Regions from separate parts of the Homo sapiens genome. Here region 2 is linked to region 1. Evidence: read pairs that join two places in POLR2A ChIA-PET (ENCODE). Cell type or tissue: Panc1. All regions are shown on one strand.

Region 1 (4,000 bases):
TCTAGTTCCATGGCTTTAAAAATTTATTGATGATATCCTGATGATTCCCAAATTGATTCACTAGTTCCAGCTTCCCTGCCTGTTTTGATCTTCAGCTGCCTACTTGATTACTTAATTTCTAAGAAACCTATCACACCTAACATAGCTAAAACTGAACGTTATTTTCCCTCACAACTGTTCTTATGTCAGTCTTACCTATCAGTAAACAGTACTATTCTTCACACAGGCTAAAAAACCTTATAGTCTTTTTTGGGTGGGCATTGGGAGGGACTTGCATTCTTGGGGAGAAATGGTTTCAGGGGAACACTTCTATTTCCTCTTTCCATGCTTACTTTAGTTCCTGAGAAGGAAGAATGGGTTGACTTTTCTCACTTTTTCTTTGCAATTATTTTTTACCTCTTGTCCTCTTGCACTCAATATCCCGTACATCCAGCATACATTTATCTCAGTGGCTTGGAACGCACGTTTCCCAGATACCCACATGGTCCATTTACTTATTCCATTCAAGTTTTTGCTCAAATATTACTGCTTCAGACCTTCCTTGTCCATCCTATCTGAAACAGCATTCCTGTCACTCTATACCCTTACTTTGTTTTACTTTTTCATCGAATTAACATGACCTGACATTATAGTGTATGTTTGCTTTTCATCTGTCTCCACCTCACTATAATACATGATGGTAAGGATTTTGATTCTGCTCTAAACTCAGTGCATAAATTAGTAGCTCACATACAGTAAATGTTCAATAACATTTGTTGAATTAAATGGCATATTGATGAAACTTCTGATGACATAAAATGAGAGGTAGCTAATACATTAAATCAGTGTTTGTGTATGTATGTTTTGTTTTTGCTTGTTCATATTTTACATTTTACCAGTCACTATATGAGGAAAAAGTGAAACATTATTTTTCTGAGGAGGTCATTTATATGATTATAGGCATTTGTTACTATGTTTTTCATTTACGGTAAATGCTAAGGATATAAAAATTCTACGAATATCGTTGGGGCAAGTTTTCTTTGTTATGACATTATAACAATTGTTGTATTAGAAATTGAAATTATAGTGATAAAGTTAGATTTAAAATTGGGCATTATAGCTATGAAAGGTAAAAAGTAATAAGACAGGGTCCCTGGCCTTAAGTAACTTGTGACCTAGAGGGTGAAACAGTCATAGATAAGTAACTACAGGGTGTGTCTATGTAGTTTGGAAACAGAGGCAAATATATAATGGGCTAAGGGCATCATTATTAAAAATGTATCTATACTTCCAGATGTTCTGGACACCTAGAATGATACAGGATGATAAAAATTAGAATACAGGTGTGTATAAAGAGTGCTGGCAGACTCAAGGAGGACACATGTGACTGTGCTGGTGGTTAGAATTATGATCTTGGATAAAATGAAACTGCATAGATATTCAAGTGAGGCTTTGTAAACTACAGAGATAAAGAAGCCATGCCAGTTTAAGAGCATTAGAGAAATCCCTCAGCTTGGCCTAGAAAATGTCCCTCGATAAGAGAAACAGACGGATCTAGCTGACCAGCTGCCAGCTTTCACTTCTTACGGCCACGCTGAGTTAGCTGGAATCATCTTAGCATTGCAAGATAGATGGCTCTACCTTGTGGTAGTCCAAGCTGGAGGGTGGTAGTAGTCAGAGCAGCTAATATAATACCATCTTTAGGCTTACAGTTTGATCCATAATTTCCCTTCCATAATTTTATTTTATTTTTTCCCCTTCCATAATTTTAAAGTTAAAAATATCTCTATGGGCTGGGCACGGTGGCTCACATTTGTAATCCTAGCACTTTGGGAGGCCGAGGCGGGTGGATCACCTGAAGTCAGGAGTTTGAGACCAGCCTGGCCAATGTGGCGAAACCCCCCCCCATTAAAAATACAAAAATTAGCCAGGCATAATGGTGGGCGCCTGTAATCCCGGCTACTCGGGAGGCTGAGGCAGGAAAATCACTTGAACCCAGGCGGCAGAGGTTGTTGCAGTGACCCGAGATCGCGCCACTGCACTCAAGCCTGGGCGAAAGGGTGAAACTCCTCTCAAAAAAAAAAAATTTGCATGATATTGATTAGCTCAGGAGGCAGCAGGAACAGGTATGGAAGGTGTGTTAGGACTCTATTCCAGGGCTGTTCCACTTGGTTGAGCCGTTGATATACTGCTTTCTGGTGCTCTGCCAGAGGAATGAGGGGGTGAGACTGAAATATACCCTGTGCTTTGATAGCTGTGTGCCCTGCTGTGTGGAGCTGCACCCATCAGGAAGGGATGTTTTTTCCTAATTCACACAAAGCCCTGCATTGTCTAACACAGCTGTTTTCTGCCTGGTTTATCTTCAAGTGCCTAGAATAATGTGTGGTACAAGAACTGGTTGGCAAGCTGAAAGAAACTTAAGACAGTTTTCCAGATTTGAGCATTTTGAAGTAATTAAAGATCACTCCTGGGCCAGGTACAGTGGCTCACGCCTGTAATCCCAGTACTTTGGGAGGCCGAGGTGGGCAGATCACTTGAGCTCAGGAGTCCAAGACTAGCCTGGGCAACACAGCAAGACCCCATCTCATTTTTTTTTAAATAAAAATAATTTTAAAAATCAATCTGATTTTAAAACTTATAATTCAAAATATCTTCATGTTTGCCGCATAACTATGATAAGGAAACATTCTTCATGCTTCTTCCTGGTAAGCACTGTAGAGAAGGGGAGAGCAGGTAACTAAAGAGAAATATCCTGTTGCTATCCCAGAAATAGAAATTTATCCTTTAGTCTTCTAGAAATAACCTTCATTATATTCTACTCAAAAGATTAATTCATTTAAAAACTTCAATAAAGATATGAAATTTGATGGTGATTAATAAATTAATGTTTGGCTTTGGTATTGTCTAAGTTCTTATGTATCCTCAAATACCTTTCATCCTAACAGGAAAGTAATGGCTGTACCTAGGAACTCTGAGTTGAAAACCTTTTTGTCGTGATAGTATTTAGATATTCCGCTGCCTCCTAGATTCTAGTGTTAAGAAGACTGGTCTAATTCTCCTTTGCAGTTAACTTGTGATTTACCTGGAGGTTTTAAGTTAAGAACTGGAAGAGGAAAAGTAGAGAGCTATTATTGAGTTGCTTTTTCAGATCACTATGTTCCAAGATTCCCTCTCAAGAGGAATTCTTGAAGTAGGCATTTTTTTAGTGTGCTCCTAAGATCTAAAAATTTCATTGGTGGTTTCATACATCATGTATGAAGACTGGCCACTGATTATGTCACAACTTTGTTAAAATTATTTGTGGTTTACTATTGTGATTAATATGTCTTTTTTTTTGTAGGTGAAGCTTTGTTCTAAGAATATTTGTTTCATCTAGTTTATGAGTCCAAATGATATAGACTGTAAATGTCACAGCAGTGGTGAAAGACTGGTAAGTATATAATGTAATAAATATTAACCATCAACATGATTTTGAAGGCTTGAAACTACATAATTATCTGACATTCGTTAAACCCCAAAGTTAAAACAGCTAAACTTTTCTTAGTAGAGATGGATGTATAGTTTGTGGTTTATTCATACAATGGTATATTGCATGATGGTTTAATGGAATGAACATAACATTAAGAGGAAAAAGCAAAGTTACAAAAGGATATATACAGTATACTATTTATATCTGGTTGTTGGCTATAACCTCATGTTATATATTCTTTGTTTCTGGGTACTTTAAATATTAGAAAAAATTTAAAGAAAATACCGTGCAATCATCTCTTCAGTTGACATTAAAAATGACTGAAAGTCATTCAATTAAATTCAATATTTCTGTTAGGAAGAGGTGAATACTTCCTAATATACAAAGCAAAAGTGTCCCCATCACCACAACTGATGTTGTTCTGTTAGTGCAAACTGATACAATTAGATAGAATAATGGAAATTGTATGAATATTGGATAAGATAATTCAGAATTTTTGTTATTTGTAGATTATAGAGTATTATATCTGGGAAATTCAAAACAAAATAATAA
Region 2 (4,000 bases), 60 kb before region 1:
GTTCTTAAATCCCAGCTGCCTCCTTTTTTTTTTTTTTTTTTTTTTTTTGACAGGGTCTCATTCTGTTGCTCAGGCTGGAATGCAGAGGTGCAATCACAGCTCACTACAGCCTCAACCTCCTGGGCTCAAGTGATCCTCCCACTTCAGTCTCCCGAGTAGCTGGGACCACAGGTGTGTGTCACAATATCTGGCTAGTGTGTGTGTGTGTGTGTGTGTTTTGGTAGAGACAGGTTTTCATCATGTTGCCAAGGCTGGTTTCAAACTCCTGGCCTCAAGTGATCTGCCCGCCTCAGCCTCCCAAAGTGTTGGGATTACAGGCGTGAGCCACCACGCCCGGCCTCTTCTGTAATTCTTGTGTTCAGTTGCACATAACTTCCAGACTGGCAAAGATGAAAAGGAATGATAATATCCATTTTTGGCAAGGAAGTGGGGGAAAAGGGACTTCTCACCCACTGCAGGTGAGAATGTGAATTCATTCTGTCTTTCCAGGGGAAATCCAATGACTGAAAGAGGCGCATCCTCCTACAGCCACCATGTCCAGTTTTAGGAATCCTAAAAATAAATAAATAAATGATCTACTGAGCCAAGATGTTTGAAAAAGTCTTGTTTGTCAGTATTTGTAAGAGTGAAATAGTGAGAAAATGGGGTTACTCAAAGATGCACGGTATGATCCCATTTTGTAAAATGTATGTTTATACATATAGAAAAAATTCTGGAAGAGTCTATGCCAAAATATTAAGAGGAGTTATTTCCAGATATTGGCATATGTGGAGATTTTGTTGTTGCTGTTTTTTTTTATTTTTTTATTTATTTTATTTTATTTTATTTATTTATTTTTTGAGATAGAGTCTTGCTCTGTCGCCCAGCCTGGAGTGCAGTGGTGCGATCTCGGCTCACTGCAAGCTCTGCCTCCTGGGTTCAAGCAATTCTCCTGCCTCAGCCTCCCAAGTAGCTGGGACTACAGGCGCCCGCCACCACGTCCGGCTAATTTTTTTTGTATTTTTAGTAGAGATGGGGTTTCACCATGTTAGCCAGGATGGTCTCGATCTCCTGACCTTGTGATCCGCCCATCTCGGCCTCTCAAAGTGCTGGGATTACAGGTGTGAGCCACCGCACCTGGCCTGTTGCTGTTTTTTAAAAATCTGTTGTGTCTAATGTTTCTAAATCAAAAGAAGTTCACATTTTTAAATTAATAAATAATAATTGTACATAGTCATGAGGTATATAGTGATGTTTTGATATTTATAATATATAATGATCAGATCACAGTATCAGCATATCCATCATCTCAAACACAAAAATGTTAACTTTTTATTGAAGTATAACATACATACATAGAAAATAGCACACATCTTATGTTCACAATCTGATGAATGATTACAAACTGAACACAATCATGAACAACACATTGATCAAGAAATAGAACATGACCAGACTCTTAGAAGCTCTCTTCATAAAATCAGACCGAACCTACTTTGCTATGTCTGGCTTCTTTCACTCCAGATTATGTTTATGTACATTGAGTGCACATGGACACAAAGAAGGGAGCAACAAACACGGGGCCTACTTGAGGGTGGAAGATGGGAGAGGTGTGAAGATAAAAAAACTACCTATTTAGTACGATGTTTATTACCTGAGTGACGAAATAATCTGTATACCAAACCTCCGTGGCTCGTAATTTACCTATATAGCAAATCTGCACCTGAGCCCCTGAACCTAGAATAAAAGTTAAAATATAGGCCGGCATGGTGGCTCATACTGTAGTCCCAGCACTTTGGGAGGCTGAGGTGGGTGGATCACCTGAGGTCAGGAGTTCAAGACCAGCCTGACCAACATGGTGAAACCCTGTCTCCACTAAAAATACAAAAATTAGCCGGGTGTGGTGGTGCATGCCTGTAGACCCAGCTACTCTGAAGGCTGAGGCAGGAGAATCGCTTGAACCCGGGAGGCAGAGGTTGCAGTGAGCCAAGATGGTGCCATTGCACTCCAGCTTGGGCAATAAGAGCGAAACTCTGCCTCAAAAAAAAAAAAAGTTAAAAAATATACGTGTGTGTGTGTGTGTGTGTGTGTGTGTGTGTGTGTGTGTGGTGTGTATATCTACATGTATATGTATATATAAATATAATTTTTAAAAAACGATTATGTTGGCTGGGCACAGTGGCTCATGCCTGTAATCCCAGCAGTTTGGGAGGCCGAGGCGGGCGGATCACCTGAGGTCAGGAGTTCGAGACCAGACTGACTGACATGGAGAAACCCTGTCTCTACTAAAAATACAAAATTAGCCGGGCGTGGTGGCACATGCCTGTAATCCCAGCTACTCGGGAGGCTGAGGCAGGAGAATCGCTTGAACCAGGGAGGCAGAGGTTGCATGGAGCTGAGATCACACCATTGCACTCCAGCCTGGGCAACAAGAGCAAAGCTCCGTCTCAAAAAAAAAAAAAAAAAAAAAAAAATATATATATATATATATATATATATATACACGTTTATGTGATTGATTCTTCCATGTAGCTGCATTTAATTGGATTAAGTTAATCAATTGATTAAAATCTTAGAATGGTCACACCTTGTCTTTTATAAATACAACACTGCAGAATCTGTGATAATCATAAGCATTTTGTCACCTGATGAAGCATTTTTCATCTAAACTAGCTCTAGGCATTATTATTATCCTCATTTAATAGAAAAGGGGCCTGGGATTGAAAGGGTAATTTGCCTTGCACAAAGCTAGTAGGTGGCCAAGCCAGGACTGCCTCTTATCTAAATCCATGCCCTTTCTGCCCCACCCCATTGAATTAAGAGCAAAGGTAGCAGTGGCTTAAATGAAAGGAATGTTTCGCTCACCATTAGGCCATTTAGACATTGAGACAAAGTTACCAGGGAAAGTTGTCTAAACTTCTTTCCTGAAAATCATTGCGAAAAATTGGGAAGGCAAATATCCCATAAATATTCATCCAGCTTCAATATTAATTATCTCCAGAGAGAATTTCTTCTGCTAATGCTATGATATCAACATTTCTCATTTAATACTATTAATCATAATGCCTTCATGATTACATTGCCTATGTAGTATATGCTTACATATCATGTGGATTTTACATTTGCATATGCCCACTTTCCTCTCCAGCTTAATGAATATCAATGATTGCAGCCTCTTAGCAATAAAGGAGTGTCACTTCTCATTCACAGATGAGGAAATTGAGGCCCACTATCAAATAGATGGTTACGGCGGAACTGGAGCAAAATTCAGGTCTTCAGCCTCCCAGTCCGTGACTCTTTGGAGCGCACATAACTACGTAAAATGAGAAACTTTGTTTCTACTTGGAAACATAAACAATGATAATCCTAATTGTTATTAAAACTGTGAAATGTTTTTTTTTTTCCCAAGACAGTAGGGCTGCATGACTTAGTTTTATGTTATAAAATCATGATATTGTACCCTAAGATAATGATCCTTCTTTGAGACATGATTCAGGTGTCTCTGCAGGAACTAATTTCACAATCCAGTATACTTCATAGGAATTTCGGAAGAAATTAGGTAAATTAGCTGAGAAAACAAGAACTTATCACCTCCAATATTGACTTAAGCGCTAATAACACAAGTAACCTTACCTTATAGAGCTGTGGGACTTCAAAAGCAGAAGTGAGGTCACAGAAGAGCTTGGTCTAAACTTGTCCCCTCCTTCCCCATTCCTACTTCTGCTTCTGTGGATATTCCTCTTTTTTGGTAATTTTAGAGAAAAAAAAACAAAAAACAAAAAACAAACATGAAGACTCACATCCAGAGCCTTCCTACCTCCGAATGTAGCATTCACTGCGCTGAGAGCTTTTCCCCAGGAAGTTGGGCTTTGCTCTCACCTGGTCACCTTTCAGGAATCCCAAAAATACAGGGTCTGTTTTCCCTGCAAAAGAACAGTATGTGCAGGTCAAAGGACAACAGATAGGCCTATTTATTTTCCCAGAGACCTTGGCCAGGCCCTAGTGTCTTCTCTTCCCTTGT

Evidence for each region. Peaks named below come from ENCODE experiments on the same cell type or tissue, not always from the same donor. Only the 100,000 strongest peaks of a DNase experiment are listed, where the experiment ranks them.
Region 2: POLR2A ChIA-PET joins it to region 1 with 7 read pairs; 6 of 35 experiments call an interaction of 5 or more read pairs at or near these places.

Annotation. Positions count from the first base shown.
Region 1 is chr1:235,832,987-235,836,986 of GRCh38, reverse strand. LYST (lysosomal trafficking regulator) reads left to right here. Exons shown (of 53, transcript NM_000081.4): 2 at 3,320-3,409. Among named protein-coding and RNA genes, the nearest start is that of MIR1537, 18 kb to the left of the region's middle. In Panc1, a CTCF peak has its summit at 1,614; a DNase peak (open chromatin) is centred at 1,502; H3K4me3 peaks cover 1,166 bases; H3K27ac peaks cover 3,177 bases.
Region 2 is chr1:235,892,843-235,896,842 of GRCh38, reverse strand. LOC105373215 (a long non-coding RNA gene) reads right to left here. Exons shown (of 5, transcript XR_002958490.2): 2 at 3,613-3,902. Among named protein-coding and RNA genes, the nearest start is that of LYST, 28 kb to the right of the region's middle. In Panc1, no CTCF peak of the experiment used is centred here; no DNase peak of the experiment used is centred here; H3K27ac peaks cover 1,325 bases.